3 separate regions of the Homo sapiens genome follow, and all the other regions are linked to region 1. A link is a loop called in an ENCODE intact Hi-C map of the cell type or tissue named here. Cell type or tissue: heart left ventricle. All regions are shown on one strand.

The links. Hi-C counts contacts between places; a loop is a spot of excess contacts. Peaks named below come from ENCODE experiments on the same cell type or tissue, not always from the same donor. Only the 100,000 strongest peaks of a DNase experiment are listed, where the experiment ranks them.
Region 2: a loop joins it to region 1, with 3 times the contacts of the local background. A loop is called at or near these places in 14 of 110 quality-filtered maps.
Region 3: a loop joins it to region 1, with 13 times the contacts of the local background. A loop is called at or near these places in 42 of 110 quality-filtered maps.

The regions. Positions count from the first base shown.
Region 1 is chr16:10,578,807-10,581,306 of GRCh38, forward strand. EMP2 (epithelial membrane protein 2) reads right to left here and starts at 1,792. Exons shown (of 5, transcript NM_001424.6): 1 at 1,743-1,792. RefSeq lists an enhancer at 1-395 and silencers at 66-360, 1,713-1,952. In heart left ventricle, CTCF peaks have their summits at 1,269 (motif pointing right), 1,472 and 1,870; DNase peaks (open chromatin) are centred at 1,325 and 1,905; H3K4me3 peaks cover 2,435 bases; H3K27ac peaks cover 2,355 bases.
Region 2 is chr16:10,917,982-10,920,481 of GRCh38, forward strand. CIITA (class II major histocompatibility complex transactivator) reads left to right here. Exons shown (of 20, transcript NM_000246.4): 16 at 459-545. Among named protein-coding and RNA genes, the nearest start is that of DEXI, 23 kb to the right of the region's middle. In heart left ventricle, CTCF peaks have their summits at 958 (motif pointing left) and 1,157; a DNase peak (open chromatin) is centred at 940; H3K4me3 peaks cover 541 bases; H3K27ac peaks cover 552 bases.
Region 3 is chr16:10,735,845-10,738,344 of GRCh38, forward strand. No RefSeq gene overlaps it. Among named protein-coding and RNA genes, the nearest start is that of NUBP1, 6.7 kb to the right of the region's middle. RefSeq lists an enhancer at 1,864-1,913. In heart left ventricle, CTCF peaks have their summits at 1,413 (motif pointing left) and 1,618; DNase peaks (open chromatin) are centred at 1,633 and 2,487; H3K4me3 peaks cover 538 bases; H3K27ac peaks cover 1,079 bases.

The sequences.
Region 1 (2,500 bases):
AGTGGGAAAACAGGTTCTGCACCTTCCTGCCACCTCCACGCCTCTCCCTGGGCTGTAGTCTTGGCATTTGCCAAGGCCCCCGTGGGCATCCACGCCCTGTTTTCCCCAGAAGGGTCTCCCCTCATTCCCTGCAAACCAGCAGGGCATCTCCAGGTGGAAAGAAGGGGAGGGCTTGGGAGGCAGATGGAGGTTCAAGGTCTAGTTCTTTGCATTTACCAGCTCAGTGGCCTTGAGCAAACCGACTTAGATCTCTAGCCTGTTTCCCCACTTGCAACAGGAGAGCGTGCTGGAAACAGCTCAGGGGTGAGGCTCCCAGGGAGAAACGGAGATGGAGGGCGAGCACCAGCCAACTGCAAACCTCCAGCAGCTCAGGTCGCCATCCTTCCCCTTGTGTGACTCCTGGGAAACCAGGACCCCGTCCCTTCCTCGTCCTCTTTAAGCTTTCTTAACTGAAGGCCGAATTCCAGGAAGAGGTGCCCAGCAATAATGTGTCGGTTCTTAGATTTCTCTCTGATTCAGACTGGAGTGCAGAGGTGGCTAAAGGCGGCTTTTAAAAAATTTTTATGATAAAATATGCATAACATCATAATCATCATTTTAACCGATGATAAGCATACAACTCAGTGGCATTAAATACCTTCACGATACTGTGTAACCATTGCCACTATGTATACCCAAAACTTTTTCATCCTCCCCAAGAAAAACTCTGTCCCATTAAACAGTAACTCCCGGTTCCCAGGTACCCCCAGGCCCTGGCAACCATCATTCTACTTTCTGTCTATAAAATTTGCCTATTCTAGGTGTCTCATAAAAGTGGAATCACACTGTATTTGAACTGGAGGCTTCTTAAGTCCCTCTCCAAGCCCCTTACTTAGACACAGCTGAATTATAAGATCAAGGTGCACACACACACACACACACACACACACACACCCTCAAAGCTTGGGAGGGGCAGTGCTCCCTTCCCCAAAACTGAAGCTGGCCTGGAGGGAGAGCTTTGCCCTGTGGTGTCTTCGGAGTCCCCATGTCCAGCCCCACATCTTCACCTAAAAGACCTCCCTGGAGCGTGCTCAGATCTCTGGATTTGGGGAGGGCGTAGAATACACACTACGAGCTGCAGCCTCTCCTACCTCTGGAACACATGGGTGCGGTCTCGCCTCTTTAAAGCCCCCCAAGCCCTTCTAGAGTTGGCAGGGAGAGAGGTGTCATCCCAGCAGCGCCTCCCGGCTCCTCCACCGTTCCTGACCCCCAAGAAGTCGCTCCTCGCCGCTCGGGGGCGCGACGGAGCAGCGGCGGGGGCCTAGAGGGGTACGCAGCCCAGGAGGACCCGCTGGCCCGGCCTGGCGCACCAGTCCTGCCCGCGAGGCGAGTCTGGGGACGCTGCCCGGGAATCCCTCACGCGACCTGGGGATCTCCCTGGACTCCAAGAGCCCCGGGTGTAAGTCCGGCGGGGCGAGGGGAGGCGCCCTGACTCCTCCCCAAACTTTTCCCGCCTGCTTCGGCTCAAAAGGCGTGGGAAGCTGTCCCGGGATGGCGAAGTGGAATTCTGGGGCCGGAGCGAGCGTGGCGCAGACCAGAGGTCGGCGGCATGGGTGGCACCTCGGCCCTCCCGTTACTGTCACCAATTCCGGGGGCTGCTCCCGGTCCAGTAAGTGGAGGGGTCGCGTCCCTGCTGCCCGGGCGTACACGATCCCGGGGCCCCCCCGATGTCGCCCCGCGCCCTGGGTGCGCCCACAACTCACCCGGCGCTGGCGGCTGCGCTGGCAGCTGGATCGACGGACTGGCTGGGGGTGCGAGGCGAGGCCGCCGGGCTGTTTTGAAGCTCTGGGCTGGGACTGCGCGCCCTCCCTCCACCCTCTAGGCGGCGGGGCCCCTCCTTCCCCGATCCCGCCTCCCGGGCCGTGACGCCAGGAGCCGGGAGAGCCGAGTGGGAGGGGCCGCCGGCGAAAGGAGGGGGCCCTGGAGGGAAAGGCCGAGGCCGGGAGCGCCCTGGCGCCCCCGCACCACCGTTCCCGCCCGCCTCCCTGCGGCTCTGTGGCCAGCTTTGGGGCGGAGCCGGTGGCACGGGCCCGGGGGAAAAGGGAGAAAGGGAGGCTCCCGGGAGCAAGGGTCTTCCCTTCTCTGCAGGTTTCCACATCCCTCTCATTCTCTTTCCTCTCCTCTTCTCCCCTTTTCTTCCTCTTCCCTAAGGAGTTTTGGAATCCGGGCTCCCTGCTCTAGAACCCCTTCTCTGGCCTTTTATGAACTTCCTGAGCTCGTCCATAATCTCCCCTGTCTCAGTTTCCTCTTCTGGGAATGGGAGTGATTATAGGTCGGAAGGTGGTAATACGTCCACAATGTTTGGCTCATGGTACCTGCTCCATAGACGTCAGCCATTGTTATTTTTATCATCTCACCTGGAGTCCTGGCCTTGGTGCGAGATGCCCAGCAACCAGTCTTCAGACTCTTCCAGGACCCCCCGTTCACTCCCCCCACCCGACCAGTACACACACACACACAC
Region 2 (2,500 bases), 340 kb after region 1:
CCCTCTTTCTTACCCGCCACCCCACTTAAGTATTTATTGAGCACCTACTATGTGCCTGGCAGTGCTCTAGGCACAGGGATACAGTAATGAGCAAAACAGACACAGCCCTGCTCCATGTGAAGCCCACAACCCGGCAGAAAGGATTACACAGCCATTAAACAAATAATGCCAACACTTATTTCATTATAGTGCTGAAAAGTGGCGCAGAGGGAAAAGAGGGGATGTTGTAAAGTCATGGGACAGGTGGGGGCAGGAGGGTGCACTCTCCCTCCCATCCACCTCCTCATCCCTGCCCTCCCACTTGGCCACAGGACCTAACAGTATCCTCCTATTTACCGAGAGGTAGCTTAAGTCTGTCGACAGCGCCATTCACAGCCTATGACCCAGAACTCTCCTTGAGGTCAAAGTGAGGCATGCAAGTTTGGTCCTGAGCCCTCCCCCTCACTGTGTCCCCGCAGTCTGTCCCAGAACAACATCACTGACCTGGGTGCCTACAAACTCGCCGAGGCCCTGCCTTCGCTCGCTGCATCCCTGCTCAGGCTAAGGTGAGTGGGGCCCCGGATACCGGTCAGGTGCTGAGCTGGGGGGCTGCAGAGCGCAGGGAACCCACATCGTGCTGGCTGCAGGGGACACTGAGACCCTAGAAGCAATCACCACAGCCCTGAACAAAAGGATTAGCGGGACGTGGTGAAAGAAACTCTGAGCAAGTCAGTTATTCATTCCTAGCCGCTGTTTTCTTACCTGGAAAATGGGAACCATCCTAATGGTCTATGTAAGCACTTGTCACAATGCCAGGTTCTGTTATGCAATAAATATTGCTCCTTTTCCCCCAGGGATGGCGGGACCAGGCTTTTTCCGGAACCTAGGGGTGGTGGCTTCTGGAAGGCTAACCACGTACGTCAGCTTTTGCCGGCCTTGTCACTTACATGCCGGTCAGTGTTTCACTGCCACCTTCTGGTAGGCCTTGGCATAGCACCTCTTGCTTTTGAGTGACTTCCATCCAGGCCCTGGTGTGGTCCCAGAGGTAATGAGCGGACTGAGCTTGGACCAGAGCCCCAGTCATCCAACTCAGCATTACCAGCTCTTCTTACTCGCCAGACTGAGAGAAACTGCTCTCCTCTTCGCCAGAGCTCTTCACTTACTGAGGACAACCAGAGTCAGATTCCCAGGAAAGATGGCATTTGGTCCCTTATTATTTATTTATTTTTAATTTTTTTAATTTCTGTTTTTGAGATGGAGTCTCGCTCTGTCACCCAGGCTGGAGTGAAGTGGTGTGATCTCAGCTCACTGCAACTTCTGCCCCCCCCCAGGTTCAAGCTATTCGCCTGCCTCAGTGCTCCGAGTAGCTGGGATTATAGGCGCCCACCACCACGTCCAGCTAGTTTTTATATTTTTAGTAGAGACAGGGTTTCGCCATGTTGGCCAGGCTGGTCTCAAACTCCTGATCTCAGGTGATCCACCTGCCTCGGCCTCCCAAAGTGAGTACTAGGATTACAGGCGTGAGCCACCATGCCCGGCCAACTTATTTATTTATTTATTTATTTATTTATTTGGAGATGGGGTCTCACCCAGGTTGTAGTGCAGGGGTGCAATGATGGCTCACTACAGCCTCGACTACCTGGACTGAAGCGAACCTCCCACCTCAGCCTTCCAAGTAGCTGGGTCCTATACCCTCCTGAGCCTTGTTAATTTCTTCCCAGCATGATCACTGTTTTACAATATTTTATTTATGTAGGTGCTTACTTCTTGCTATGCAAAGAAACTCAGAAGCAAAAATAGAATCTGTCTGGTTCATAATTGTGCTAAAAACTAGAGATACAAGTATGAACTAGACAGATGTCGTTCTTGCTTTTGAGTTTCTTTGCGTAGTAGGAATTAGGCACATACATAAATAAAATATTGTAAAACAGTGATTCATGCTGGGAAGGAAACTAACAAGCCCCAGGAGGGTACAGGACTTCTGGGGAGATGATTCTTCCGTGGGAAGCTCTAGGGGAAAAGGACTCTAGGAAGAAAGAACAGCAGGTGCAAAGGCCCTAAGTGGGAAAAGGGGCTGTGTTTTAAGGGTCAGAAGGGCCACTGTGGCTGTGTGTAGTGAATGAGGGACAGAGGCTGGGCAATGGTGGAAGTAGGGGAGGTCAGGGGAATCCAGATCACACAGGGAGGCCCTTGTGGGTCACAAGAGGTATTTGCAGTTTTTCAGTGTGAATGGAAAAGTAGGTGGGCCTGGGAAGGCGACACTTGATCTGATTTACACTTTTCTTTTTTCTTTTCTTTTCTTTTTGAGACCAAGTCTCACTTTATTGCCCAGGCTAAGGTGCAGTGGCATGATCTCAGCTCACTGCAAGCACTGCCTCCTGGGTTCAAGTGATTCTCATGCCTCAGCCTCCCAAGTAGCTGGGATTACAGATGCCCGCCACCACACCAGGCTATTTTTGTGTTTTCAGTAGAGACAGGGCTTCGCCATGTGGCCCAGACTGGTCTTGAAATCCTGGGCCCA
Region 3 (2,500 bases), 160 kb after region 1:
CTCACTGCAAGCTCAGCCTCCTGGGTTCAAGCGATTCTCCCACCTCAGCCTCCCGAGTAGCTGGGACTACAGGCCACCATGCCCGGCTCATTTTTTGTATTTTTAGTAGATATGGGGGTTTCACTGAGTTAGCCAGGATGGTCTCGATCTCCTGACCTCGTGATCCACCCGCCTTGGCCTCCAAAGTGCTGGGATTACAAGCATGAGCCACCGTGCCGGCCTCGTAGTTGCTTAAAAGTTAAATGCACATCTACCATTCCACTCCTAGGTATTTAAGCAAGAGAAATGAAGATACACGTCACTATGAAGACCTGCACAAAAATGCTCACGGCAGCTTTATTTGTAACACCCCAAAACTGGAAACAGCCAAATGTCCATTAACAGATAAACTAGTATAATCATACAATGGAATACCACATAGCAACCAGAGGAAACGAGCTTCATACACGCAACAATGTGGATGAAACGAAAATAAATATGCTGAGTGAAAGAAGCTGAATTAAAAAGCGTGCATGCTGTATGATTACATTTATATAAAATTCTAGAAAATCCAAACTAATCTACAGTGAAAGAAAACAGGTCAGTGATTGCTAAAGAACAAGAGCGGACCACAAGGAAACCTTTGGGTACATACATATGTCAAAACTTGGCAATTGTATACTTACAATATGTGCAGTTTGTTGTATATCAGGTATACCTCAACAAAGCAGCTTAAGAAATAAACCGGCCGGGAGTGGTGGCTCACGGCTGTAATCCCAGCACTTTGGGAGGCCAAGGCGGATGGATCACCTGATGTCAGGAATTCGAGACCAGCCTGGCCAACACGGCGAAACTCCGTCTCTACTAAAAATACAAAAATTAGCCGGGCGTGGTGCCAGGCACCTGTAATCCCAGCTACTCAGGAGGCTGAGGAAGGAGAATCGCTTGAACCTGGGAGGCGGAGGTTGCAGCGAGCCGAGATTGTGCCACTGCACTCCAGCCTGGGAGACAAAGCGAAACTCTGTCTCATTAAAAAAAGAAATAAACTGATAATTACTAACACCTATATAGGGCTTGAAAGTGCCAGACACTCTAAAAAACTGTTTTACTCATTAACTTGTTTAATCTTCCCAACAATAATTCCTTGAATATTATTGTTGACATTTTTCAGAGACGGAAACTGAGACAGGGAGCCTGAATGCGAACACCTGGCATTCAAGGATCCACGTCCTTTCCAGTTTCTCTCTATATAATGCATCTGAGCCTTGTTTTTCGACTCAATTATGTGTTGAACACCTGGTGTGTATATAGCCCCTTGTTATATTTGCCGGATCCCAGGGAAGAAGCAGAAAATTTTCTACACCTAAACTTAATTTTGTTTCCATTGCCTGAGTACCTTGATCATAGGTGGGGGGAGAGCTCCACCTGCTGGTATAACTAAGGAACCGCAGGCACTTCCTGTGTTTTCTAAGGGTGCTCGCTGACCTTGTTTGAATATTTAAAGTGCCCCTGTCTGGCTGAAATTTTTAGCCGCTGTAACCAGGTTTTAGTCTTGTTTCATCCACTAATCTTTTTTTTTTTTTTGGTAAGGCAGATTCTCGCTGTGTTGCCCAGGCTGGAGGGCAGTGGTGAGATCGCCTGCCAGGCTCAAGCGATTTTCCTGCCTTGCAGCCTTCCGAGTAGCTGGAACTACAGGCGCACACCACCACATCCGGCTAATTTTTATATTTTTAGTAGATACAGGGTTTCACCATGTTTGCCAGGCCGGTCTCAAACTCATGACCTCAGGTGATCCACCCACCTCGGCCTCCCAAAGCGCTGAGATTACAGGCATGAGGCACCACGCCTGCCCAGTTTCCCCCATTTTTAACATCTTGCATTAGTGTGGTACATTTGTCACAGTTGATGAACCAATATTGACACATTATTATTAAATAAAGCCCATGGTTTATATTAGGCCTCACTCTTGGTGTCGTACGTTCTATGGGATTTGACGAATGCATAATGACATGCATCCACCATTACATAGTCACACAGAGCAGCTTCCCTGCCCTAAAAGTTCCCTGGGCTCCCGTTTACCCCTTATCCCCTCCCACCCGCTGAACTCCTAGCAACCCTGATCTTCGGACTCTATAGTTTTACTAATTTATTTTTAAAATTATTTTGAAGTCTATTTAAATCCTTGGCACTTACTTAGCTTTGTAAATTTAACTTTCATTTTTAGTCATTATTCACCATCTTCAGTCAGAGGAACTGAAATAAAAAAATTTAAATTTAAATTTAAAATCTAGTCTTTCAAAATCACAGAACTAAGTAAGTGTAAAGGAAAATTACACAAAATTTCAAATGCTAATTTTTGTTAAGTTTATGGCATTCATACTTCGGAAGTTGTTAGAATGGAAAACCGTGCTCAGACTTCTGGAACGCAGTGTGTTCAGTTCCGCAGGCCAGGAATGGCCTCCATGGGGAGATGCTGCTGAGACTTGGCCTGTCACAGAGGACTGGGCCACAGCCAGATAGG